Regions from separate parts of the Homo sapiens genome. Here region 2 is linked to region 1. Evidence: chromatin contacts called from ENCODE Hi-C or POLR2A ChIA-PET data. All regions are on one chromosome and are shown on one strand. The core of a region is the stretch at or near the end of the contact, and the rest is flanking DNA. Distances in the headings are between cores, read along the strand shown.

Region 1 (5,900 bases), core at 2,465-4,964:
TTTATTTTTATGTTATTTTAATTTTTTTTGAGATGGAGTCTCACTCTGTTGCCCAGGCTGGAGTGCAATGGTGCGATCTCGGCTCACTGCAACCTCCACCTCCCGGGTTCAAGGGATTCTCCGGCCTCCACCTCCCGAGTAGCTGGGATTACAGGCATGCACCACCATGCCTGGCTAATTTTTGTAGTTTTGTAGAGATGGGGTTTCACCATGTTGGCTAGGCTGGTCTTGAACTTCTGACCTCAGGTGATCTGCCTGCCTCAGCCTCCCAAAGTGCTGGCATTACAGGCATGAACCACTGTGCCCGGCCTTATTTTATTTATTTATTTACTGAGACATGGTCTTGCTCTATCACCAAGGCTGGAGTGCAGTGGCACAATCTTGGCTCACTGCAACTTCTCGGCCTCTGAGTAGCTGGGACTACAGGCACACCAGCTAATTTTTGTATTTTTTGTAGAGACAGGGTCTCACTGTGTTGCCCAGGCTGGTCTCAAACTCCTGGCCTCAAAGGATCCTACCACCTCGACCTCCCAAAGTGCTGAAATTACAGGTGTGAGCCACCGTGTTTGGCCATATTATCTAAAATGTCCATTTGTCAACAAAAAATTGCAAGACATGCAAAGAAAAAGGAAAGTGTGACCCACACTCTGGAAAAAAAGAGAGTCAACAGAAACTCACTGAGGGGTCCCAGATGTTAGACTTTGTCTCTCTCCTTCCCTCTCTTTCTCCCTGTTCCAATTTCCAGGGACGAGGCTCTGACTGGCCAGGTTCCACCCCTGATCCTATCATCTGTGGAGGAGGTGGAGTGGGCAGAGAAAAATTGTAATAACATAGTACGTGGAAGCTACTTGACCCCACATGGGTGAAGATCATTTCCTAGAGAAAAGAGGGGTCACTGGTTCCAGTTTAGGTAGACATCCCCAGAGGTGTCTGTTGCTCTTGTTTCTTTTCTGAAAGGTAAGTGGTGACACCTCCAGGAGCCCAGTGGCATTTGGATTTGTTATCTCCCACTGGGAGGACGGCATCCTTCATTTGCTGGCCATTTCTTAGGTTGGTGATTTGCAAACATCCCTTCTCCCCATGGAGGGACTGTGTAGAGTTGGAAGAGGGGAGGGATGGGAAGAGGCTACACTAACCCTAGGCTCCTTTTCAGCAACCAAGTCTCAGAAGTGGTGCCATCATTCACTTTTGATTTAATGTAAATTGCATTAAAACAACAAAGAAATAGTTGTTGGATCTCTTTCCTCTGACTCCATTTCTGCCAATGATCAAGATTGGGCTGTGTGACCAGGACATGGGTGGGAGCCCTGACAACACTCAGGGTGGGCCCTGTGTGAACCGCAGCTCTCAAGTAGCAAGGAGAAGACAAAAGAACCAGGAATGAGAAAAATAAAAGGTATTAAAATAGGCTTAGCTACTTTGGGGTTTTCCTTTGTATTTATATTTAGCAAGGATTGTGTGCCTAACTCTGCATTAAAATAGCTGATGCTACCAGTCATTGTTCCAGGCCTTTGCACACTGCAGCCTGGCAGGCTTTCTGCAGCCAAAAGTGAAGGCAGCTGGCAGGGCCTGGCCCACCCAAGCCGAGGAGAGGGCATTTATTTCATGGACCTCCCTCACTGAACCCTCGTGGGCGTGAATGCAAACAGAAGCAGGGCACTTTGGGTATGGCTCCGAGCTGGGAAGGCTCATAGGACCAGCCATGCTCAAGGACTTAAGCCTCCAAAACGCGTCTCCTGCTGCCTGCGGCCATGGGAGCTGAGATTCCTCCACTGCATCACCAAGCCTGGCATCTCAGGGAGGCAGATGCTATAGCCAGCTCTGCTCACACTCCCTTGGGGACTCAGCGAGTCCTACCTTAAAATGCCAGAATCTGTCATATCCTCCCTACGGGCCCATTGGCCACCTGGGAGGAACAGGTGTGCCAGTGAAAGGAACAGGTGTGCCAGTGAAAGGTAGAATGGGGAAGGAGCTACAAAGGGGAGGAGGACCCTGGAGTGAGAAGGTTTATGAGACAAACCCTCCCTTTGCCCAGAGGTTTCCAAGTCTTGGCCCTGGTGCTAATGACCTGGTGCCAGTGACTTCCATGCAGAGCTGGACAGAGTCCCTGAGCAGTGGGCTGATAATCCTGCGCAGGAAGGCGGCCATAGGGTCTACCAATGACGTTAGAATACTGAGGAAGAGACAGTGTGATGTCCCTGTGTGCTTGACGACTTAAATTTATCCCCTGGGGACAGTTAGCATTTGAAGTGTCCTTGTCAGGAGCCCACACTCCAGAGGTGGCTATGTCAACTGCTTCAAATGCCTTTATCTAAATATGCACCTGGGGGTGTTAAAAATAGTTTCTTTGGGAAAATGATGGGTGTTCCAGATGTGACTGGCTGGAAAGAGTGAGCAGGCACTTATGCTGGGGAACGAAGATTACGAGTATCTGGCAAACTCCCGCCGCTCCAGCCTAGAGTTCCATCGGTATCTTGAGTTCCCCTTAGTGGGGGGATTCTGTTGGTTGATACCACAGAAGAATATAATTGCATTTGCTTCCAAGGGACTCTTTCTTGCAAGACATGTCAGAAATCCGGGCTCCCGCCGTTGGGCAGCAGCACCGTGACCTCTAGCAGGCTATTTAGCTCCGGCTTCCGCTTCTGTAGATTGGAGATGATGACAATCTTGCCAGGTGGTGGTGAGGGGTAGCCGAGCTTTAAAATGGCAAGTTTCTGCTGCAGCTCCCTCCGGCTGTGTGGCTGGAGCAAGGTCAGCAAGGCCCCGGGCCCCAGGCCCCGCCATCCCCGGCTACCCGAGAGCGCGGTCGCGGACGACTAGCCAGGACGCCCCTAGAGCCGCCCTTCCTTCCTCCGCCCGCGCCGCGCGGGCCACCCGCGGACATCTGGTGGCTAAGCAGCCTCTCCGGGCTGCTGCCTCCTCCGCCCCCGCTCCGGGAAGCCCCGAGCTGGCGCCCTCGCTCTGGTCGCAGCATCCGGGGCCGCCTCTTTCGCCCCGCGCGTGGCTCCGGAAGCAGGTCGGCTTGCCTCTGGGGATCCGCGCGCCTCTGGGGGTCCGCGCCGGCCCTGCCTTCCCCAGTGGTGGCGGGGGTCGGGGGGCGCCCAGGAGGCCCAGGGGCTGCCCCTCGGCCTCGCCGCAAGCGGCCAGCCGAGGCCAGTGGGCCAGGGCAGCTGCAGGCGCCTCCCTCCCCCGCAGCACTGAACTCCCCCGCCCCGCACTCGAGGCGGCTGCCAGGAACTGAAATATTAATAGGCACAAACTTCCTGGAAAGATTTGCGTCCTCAACACAAATGACCCCGCTTTGCCCACTGAAATAAATAAATAAAGGGCAGCTCCCGGGCCAGGCGGCAGAGGAGCCGGGGGGAACTGCCGGGGAGCCGGGGGGAACTGCCGCGAACCCGCCCCCCAGCCCGGCCTCCGCCGCGGCCCACGCGCTCTCCGCACTGCTCTTGGAACGTCCCGCGGGACGCACCGGGCGGAGGGCGCGGGCTCGGGGCTCCCTTTTTTAAGCAGGGCTTGGGCGCGCGCGGGCAGCCTGGACGCCCCGGGTGGTCGCGCGCACGCCCGGCCACGCGCACGCCCCCGCCCCCGCGCTCCCCGGAGCAGCCCCCGCCCGGCCGCGCGCCCGGCCAGCCAGCCCCTGCCCGCGAGTGACGCGCGCGCCTCCCAGCCTGCGGCTCCTCCTCTCCCGACGCAACTGGCCCGCCCTCCTCTGCGCTCCTCCGCCGGGACATCTGTCATTTAGGAACCTCAAAACAAATCTCCACCTGGCGTTTAGAAATGCGATTTGATTTTCAGAGTTCTTCGATATTCGCATCTCCCGGGATTCCCTGGGCAGGGAGGCAGCTGTGGCCCAGGAGGCCAACGCGCCTCTCCTCGCAGCAGCTCAGGAGGAGGTGACAGGCCAGGAAGCCCCACTCCGACCGCCGCTTTCCCCATGCGCCACGGATTCAGCGCCTGCTCCCATCTTGCCCATAGCACAGTTCCAAAGTAGGGAAGTGTCAGTGCCCAGCTCGACCGCATACCCCATGGAGACCGCATACCCCATGGAGCGGTCCGGACGCCCCAGCTCAGGCTTCAGGCTTCTGAAGGGAACAGCTGCATTTGTTCCAACTGTTCTCCCTACCTGGAAGCCATCCATTCATTCATTTAAAATAGTTATTGAGCGCCTAATAGGTCCTATTCTAGGCACTATTCTAGGAACTGGGGATACGGAGCAAAAACAAACACAAAAATCCCTGCGCTCCTAGAGTTTGTATTGTAATGGGAGAGACAGAGCAACCAAAGTAAAATGTAAAATATGTTAAATAGTGATCAAGCTAAGGGGAAAAAATAACCACAGGGAAGAAGGATATGAAATGTGTGTGTAGGAGAAGTTAAGTGTTGGATAGGGTGCCTGGAAAGGCCTCACTGAGAAGGCTACAGTGATTTTTGAGTAAAGGCCAGAGGGAACCAAGCAAGCCACCCACACAGATATCCGGCGGCCTGCTGTGTTCCCGGAAGAGCAGGGAGGCCAGAGTGGATGGAGCAGAGTGAAGAGGAGGTGCCTAGTGGAAGCCAGGGGCCTACCTCAGTGGCTCATGCCTTTTAATCCCAGCACTTTGAGAGGCCAAGGTGGAAGGATCACTTGAGGCCAGGGGTTCAGGACCAGCTTGGGCAACATCGCAAGCCAGCCCATCCCCTCCCCATCTCTATACTTTTTTTTTTTTTTTTTTTGGAAAATTAGCCAGGCTGGCCGGTAGGGTGGCTTACGCCTGTAATGGTAGCACTTTGGGAGGCTGAAGCTGGTGGATCACTTGAGGCCAGGAGTTGGAGACCAGCCTGGCCAACATGTATTTTTAGCTTTACTAAAAATACAAAAATTAGGCCGGTGGGGGGTCCCAGCACTTTGGGAGCTGAGGCGGGTGGATCCCCTGAGATCAAGAGTTTGAGACCAGCCGGGCCAACATGGTGAAACCCTGTCTCTACTAAAAATACAAAAATTAGCTGGGCATGGTGGCACACATCTGTAATCCCAGCTACTCAGGAGGCTGAGGCAGGAGAATCGCTTGAACCCGGGATGCGAAGTTTGCAATGAACCGAGATCATGCAATTGCACTCCAGCCTGGGCAACAAGAGTGGAACTACATCTCATAAAATATATATATACACACAAAAATTAGCTGGGTGTGGTGGCACGTGCCTGTAATCCCAGCTATGTAGGAGGCTGAGGCATGAGAATCGCTTGAACCTGGGAAGTGGAGGTTGAGTGAGCTGAGATTGTGCCACTGCACTCCAGCCTGGGCAACAGAGTGAGACTCTGCCTCAAAAAAAAAAAAGAAAGAAAGAAGAAAAGAAAATTAGGCATGATGGTGGTGCCTGTATTTCCAGCCACTTCAGAGGCTGAGGTGGGAGAATGGCTCAAACCCAGGAGTTTGAGCTGCAGTGAGCTATGAGCATGCCACTGTACTCCAGCCTGGACAGCAGAGTTAGACCCTGTCTTTGAAAATGAAAATAAGAAGCTAGGGCTGGAGAGGTAAGACAGGGGGATCAGATCTTGGAAAGAGACAGTGGGCCATTGTAAGGACTTGGGCTTACAGATGAGAGCCACTGCAGGGTTCTTTCTGAGCAGAAGAGGGACACCTCTGACTTTGAAAGCAGCACCCTGCGGGGTGGGGAGATTGTAGAAGTAAGGGCAGAAACAAGAGACCAGTCAGCAGGCTCTTGGGGTAATCCCAGGAGAGATGATTACCCTAGAGGCTGCCTAGGATGGTGGCTGAGAAAGTGAAGAGAAGGGGTGGGATTCTGGAAATATTTTAAAGGCTGACAGGATTTATCAGCAGGCCAAATATGAAGTGGGAGAGAGAAAGAAGAGAGAGGAATCAGGGAAAATCTCAAGGTTTTGGCCTGAGCAACAGGAA
Region 2 (5,900 bases), core at 2,448-4,947, 570 kb before region 1:
AAGACCACGTAAAAAGCTCACCAAAGCCTTATCCCAGTCCTGGCTCCTTTTGGAATAGATAATTCTCCCTTTTTCTCTCTGGCCAGGACTGATAATGATAATAATAATGAACACTTAGGTAGTGTTTAGTGCTAGACACTTTACATTTTAATCTACACAGTGTCCCAAATTCATTTCACAGGTGAGGAAACCAATGGGGCACAGATAAGCTTGCCTGAAGTCACAGCTATGAAGAACAGAGCCAGAATTCACACTCAGCCTGGCTCCAGAGACCATGTTCCTAACCACTAGACTAGACTAATCAGCCTGCTCCAGGGGCTCGGCCTCTGCCCTCAGTGGCAGCACTCTATTTGAGGTCTGCAGCCATCTGCAGGGGATTTGATTTTCCTCCCCCTTTAGGGAAAGCAAGTCTGGGGTCACTGTGGCTCCTTTGCCCTCTCCTAAGTTTGCATGGCAGCCAGTTTTCATTTTGTGTCGTTTTATTTTCCATAGGCCACATTTATCATATTTAATAACCAAATGTTATTTGGTTATTGGTTATTTTGTAAAATTCTTCACATGAATAACATTAGAAAAATAGTCTTTGTTAGCGTCCATGTCCTGGTTTGGTATTTGGACAAATTGTGGAGGTGTGGCCAGAGAGTATATTCTGGAGTTGGACAAATCTATCCAAATCTAGACTCTACTATTGACTGGCAACATGTCTTTCTTTTTTTTAATTCCTTCGTTTCATGGTTTTCAATGTATTCAAGTAATGCCTGTACAAGCTTGATATAGCACGTTAAATAATGCACGCGAAATACCTGTACAAGTGAAATAATACAAGATGCATGAAGGTGAAGCTCCTCGTCTCCTCCTTCAGTCCTGTCCCTCTCAATCAGCATTAGCCACGTTCTCCAGGGCAGCCTGCTGAGCCTCCACATGGTTGTTTTCCTGCCTATAACAGGAGGCGAACGCCCTGTGATGTATGTAATGGGTGCTCTTTCAGTGGTAGTCATTGTTATGAGGAGGGAACACATGTGCATTAGGGCTGCAGTAAGTTGCATTTTTGCCATGGGAAGAGAAATTCTCCACCTTTCCCGTCAGTTTCTCTTTGCTTCTCCATCTTGCAGCCTCTGGCACAGCCCAGAGTCCAGTGGTATCCGGCAGAAGCAGTGCTGTGCAGCTCTGAGCTGGGCCCTTAAGGGGAAGAGGGAGTACCTCCAGCAATATTCAGGGTGGATGTGGGTTCCAGGGCTTCTGATCCTGGGGCTGGGCTTGTCTGAGATTCACAGGAGGTTAGAGAACTAAGGAGGAAGGGGAGAAGGCTTTAACCCACCCCTCTGCTGTCTCTCTCTGGAGGAAACCTCAGGCAGCTCTGTGTACTTCCCCCTCTGCACACACACCTCTTCCTGCCTTCTCTACCCTGACACCAAGGTCTCTCCCCAGCCCTGGTGGCATCGTGCCTGGGTTGCTAATAATAGAGAAGGGTGAATCTGCCAGGCAGTGAATCAGAAGGCTGTCCCAGCTCTGTTCTTCTGCCCTGATCCTGGCAAATTCTTGTGGGCTGATTCGGTAAATATCCTTGTGAGCAGAATAAGTCTTTGTGTGTTCTGGAAACTCCTGCTGTCCCTGGGGGTAACACCCTCTTGGAAGGATGATGGGGATGCCTTTGGCCTCAAGATCTTAGGACGGCGTTTCAAATTGCTCCAGGCTTCCAAGCTAGCCTGGGCTCTGGGAGGAGGGTTTGCAGGTTTGGAGAAGGAGCTGCTTCCCAGGTGCTCAGGGGATGGAAGTGAGAATAGGGAGGGTGTGGAGGGTACAAAGAGACTGTTTAGTTCTTGCGTAAAAGACAACACAATATGGTCCTTCCAGTTCTTTTTAGAGCTCAAAAGGTGAAATAAGAATAAAGAACAGCGATCTGCAGTTTTCCTATTATCCAAAAGCCTACTACCCAATTCAGTGGATTGTTTTGGCAACTTGCTTGGATAAACTTATTTAGAAATTATTTCAGAATTCCTCCAGGCAGTTACCCTACGTCCTTTTTAAGTCAAGGTGTGGTATAAGTCCATTAACGAATTAAAATACTTCCAGATTTCTGTGTTATTCTCAAGGCACTTTTGCTAGATAACAATACCTCACACTTGGACGGTGTTTTGTGGTTTGCAAAGCACTTTCACATCTGTTTTCTCACTTGGTTGCCATAATAACCCTGGGAGCCGGGAAGGGCATGTCTTGTTATTATCCCTATTTTGCAGATGAGGAAGCCAAGGTTTTTAGAAGGTTGGGTGGCCTAGTCAAGGTCACACCGGTAGGGGAATTGGGGGGATGGAGGAAACTAGAGCTGTTTTTCCTTAACCATCTTGCCTCTCACTGAGATGAAACAGCAGGATGGTTCCTGGGACCCAGGATCCCTTTGAACGCTTGGATTAAAATAATTTATGAGTTCTTTGTGAGTGTGTGTGGACCTGCTGGTAGTGGCTTTTCTTCATTAGAATTTGCATGCAAGATTGACACTAAGATGGCTGACTTTCACCATCCCAAACCAACCCTGTTTTTGCACCGTGCTGTAGTGGTATGAATTACCTTGCAGGTAATTGTGGCTTAGGTGATGGTACACAAAAGGCATCATACAGCAGCCAGATGTTCATTTTACTAAATGGAAAATATGACTCAGAACACGGGCCAATCTGAGCCTCCAAGCAGGCAAATTAGCCATTGAGGATGAAGTCTTCACCTCTGGAGAGGAGAGAATGTGGGAGCACAGAGCCCAGAGTCAAATGATTTGGTTGAGATCCCCCCACTTTGGTTATTTAGACTTGCTTATACTCCTCTGACCAGACTATGGGATCTTCTACAGAAATTCTACAGAAGTGTGGGCAGAATTACAAGTAAGGTGGGTTGAGGAAGTGCACAGGTGGAAGTGTAGCCGAGAGGATGCGTTTGAGGAGCAAGAGGCTGGGACTCAAGAAGGCTTTATGCAGACTCGAATCTTACATTGATAACAAGCATTTGCGTAGCACATACGAGTTTCATCCTATGAAGGATTCCATAGGATTCTCACAGCAGCCCAAGGATGTGAGCAGAGCAGTAAACAATATCCCTGTTTTATAGAGGAAGTAGAAATCGAGAAGCAGGAAGGTTGGGTAATTTGCCCAAAGTTCCACCACTAGTAAATCGCAGAACTGGGACTAAAGCCCAGGTCTTCTGACCCTCACTGGGCCCAGCGTTCTTTCCAATATGTCATCCTGCCATTTTCCCCTTCCTTCCTCCTCCCCACAGCTCCTTGCAAGTTCAGCCTGCTGGAGGTAAGGGAAGTGATCATGAGAGTTTTTCCAGTGCTGAGACGTTCTGGAAAAAACATGGACCTGTATCTGTGTCCTGATCTGTGCTTCGTGATTGGACTGTCTTGACACTCGTCTCAGGACTCTGGGGAGTGCTTGTGCAAGTGTTTCCCAGTGTGGCCGGCTTCTTGAACGCTGCTAATGGAAAGTTGTAAGAGTTCTATTTTCCTGTTTCAAGCGAGCGTTTCCCCCTTGGGGTTATAGCAACCACTTCCTCCTCAGCACCCGGTGGGTCGTGGTAAACACCAGTTACAGCAGAGTATCCCCTTCTGACAACCTCATTGGTTCCTTTTTTTTTTTTTTTTTTTTTTTTTGCCTGTAAGCACATACACACAGAGTTCTGAAGGCTAGGTCTCCTTTCCTTCTGGTTTAGAGTTTTCAGAGTACCCTGCTGTGGCCTTGGAAACAGAAAACCCACACAGAGGTCAAACGCAGTTCTCGTGGAGTCACCTTGTCATCCTGCTTTGTTTTGGAAGGAACTGGGTCGGAGGCAGCACAGTAGGACTACAGCATCTTTAACCCTTGGTAGGATGGCTGGATCCGCTGAACGCTTGTGGGTAAACAGGAAGCTCACAGCCTCAGTGGATCATTAAGGGTGATACAGAATAGACACGAAAATCTTAAGTGGGATGGGAGCAGAGCAGGACTTGGTGGGTAGATAGTGAGGAAAAGGAGGCAAATAGGGATGGTGAAGAAATCGAAAGGGAATGGGGGATACAAGGAAAGGGTCAGGAAAGGGTGAGTAAAAGGTTTAAAGAGAGGTGCTAATTTTAGATACTTAAAAGTATTTTAAGTATCTAAAACTTGTGGCTGGGTGTGGTGGCTCACTCCTTTAATCCCAGCACTTTGGGAGGCCAAGGCGGGCAGATCACCTGAGGTCAGAAGTTCGAGACCAGCCTGGCCAACATAGTGAAACCCCGTCTCTAACTAAAAATACAAAAATTAGGCCAGGCACAGTGGCTCACGCCTGTAATTCCAGCACTATGGGAGGCTGAGGTGGGTGGATCACGAGGTCAGGAGTTCAAAACTAGCCTGGCCAAGATGGTGAAACCCCATCTCTACTAAAACTACAAAAATCAGCCAAGTGTGGTGGCAGGTGCCTGTAATCCCAGCTACTCGGAGGCTGAGGCAGGAGATTGGTTTGAACCTGGGAGTTGGAGGTTGCAGTGAGCCGAGATGGTGCCACTGCCCTCCAGCCTGGGCAACAGTGAGACTCTGTCTCAAAAAAAAATGTGTATATATAAATACTTAAAAAATATTTGTAATTGCTGGTTTGGGGTTACTAGAATCTCTTCTGAATCTGTCTCAGTTTTTCTTACAGCTTTTAAAATCCATGGAACTCTATCACCAGGAGATGATTGTGGTATGGAGCTGATCACCCCGGAGTTAGTGGGGTGGCAACTGAGATCGGGGGGAAATGGAGCAGTTTGAGGATATATGGGCCGTGAAAACCTCCCAGCTCTGCCCCCAGCCATGCCATGAAAGTCATGGGGAAGAAAGGCCCCCATTTGTGTGTTTGTGTTATTAAATAGAACAGTAACAGAGCAGGTCTCTGAGCCTGCCTGGCAGAAATCTTTCTGTAGCAGGAGTGTCCTGCAACTCTCTGGTGGATTTGCAAAACAGTACAGATAGAAAAACTTAAATGGGAAACAAGCTTGTCTTGTCCTACTTTGTGGAGATAGATAATAAAGCCGAAAGGCCAAGAAGTGTAAATATATAGCATATATCTAATGTATATGGTATATGTACATATCAATCTATAGCTATGCAATATCTACACTATTTATCTATGTTTATACGATGACTCTAGGCTTCAGAAGACCTGTCAAAGATTTCCATACATCTAGAGAATTTAGAAGGATCCCTTTATAGGTGAGAGTTGAGACTTTTTGGCTGCAGGTTGGGATTTGGTGGACTAGTTCCTGGTACCACCACCTAGTTGCCGTGATTATCTTTAGACTAACCAAGGCCCTTGTGTTAGCCTTCCGTAAATCATCCCCACCCCTAAGCAAGACAGCACCTATACCTTCACAGTTTCTCCAGTTCATCCCTGTTTTATTTTATTTATTGTTTTTTGAGACAGGGTCATGCTCTGTCACCCAGGCTGGAGTGCAGTGGCACGAACATGGCAGCCTCTACCCCTGTGTTCAAGCAATCCTCCTGCCTCAGCCTCCCGAGTAGCTGGGACCACAGGTGCGCGCCACCACACCTGGCTAATTTTTGTGTTTTTTATAGAGACAAGGGGTCTCACCATGTTGCCCAGGCTGGTCTTGAACTCCTGGCCTCAAGCAGTCCTCCTGCCTCAGCCTCCCAAAGTGTTGGGATTACAGGCATGAGCTACTGCATCCGGCCCATCCCTGTTTAAATGGGAATATCCAGAAGATTGTCCTTGTCATACACTCGGTGCATTTTAGAGTGTCTTCACCACTTGTCAGAAACAGGATTCTGGTTGGGAAGGGCCATCATTCACAGTGTGGCAGGTTTTTGCTTTGTTAATTACTGGAATTGGGGTACAGAAGCCAAATGCAGGTTCTCCACCTGGGACCTTCTTCCTGTTTGTCTGCCCACTTCACACCT

What was found. A loop is a pair of places that touch in the nucleus more often than their neighbours do. ChIA-PET counts read pairs that join two places held with the same protein, here RNA polymerase II (POLR2A). Pooled maps may share reads with other maps.
Region 2: a pooled map shows a loop between it and region 1 (4-fold over the local background). The contact joins the promoter of ITPKB-IT1 here to the enhancer-like site in region 1. A Hi-C loop is called at or near these places in 3 of 37 single-sample maps with no recorded cell type and 9 of 50 pooled maps. POLR2A ChIA-PET finds 5 or more read pairs at or near these places in 1 of 52 experiments (GM12878).

What each region holds. Positions count from the first base shown.
Region 1 is chr1:226,107,750-226,113,649 of GRCh38, reverse strand. No RefSeq gene overlaps it. Among named protein-coding and RNA genes, the nearest start is that of LINC01703, 27 kb to the right of the region's middle. RefSeq lists an enhancer at 1,648-2,155 and silencers at 2,574-2,623, 3,004-3,463, 3,544-3,643, 5,191-5,385. Within about 2 kb of position 3,714, at least 39 of the 41 ENCODE cell types and tissues checked have a DNase peak (open chromatin) inside an H3K27ac peak, as active enhancers do; they include GM12878, where a contact is called at or near this core.
Region 2 is chr1:226,672,865-226,678,764 of GRCh38, reverse strand. ITPKB-IT1 (ITPKB intronic transcript 1) reads left to right here and starts at 3,697. Exons shown (of 2, transcript NR_103784.1): 1 at 3,697-3,848. All of the region lies in intron 2 of ITPKB (inositol-trisphosphate 3-kinase B), which reads left to right. RefSeq lists a silencer at 2,566-2,715.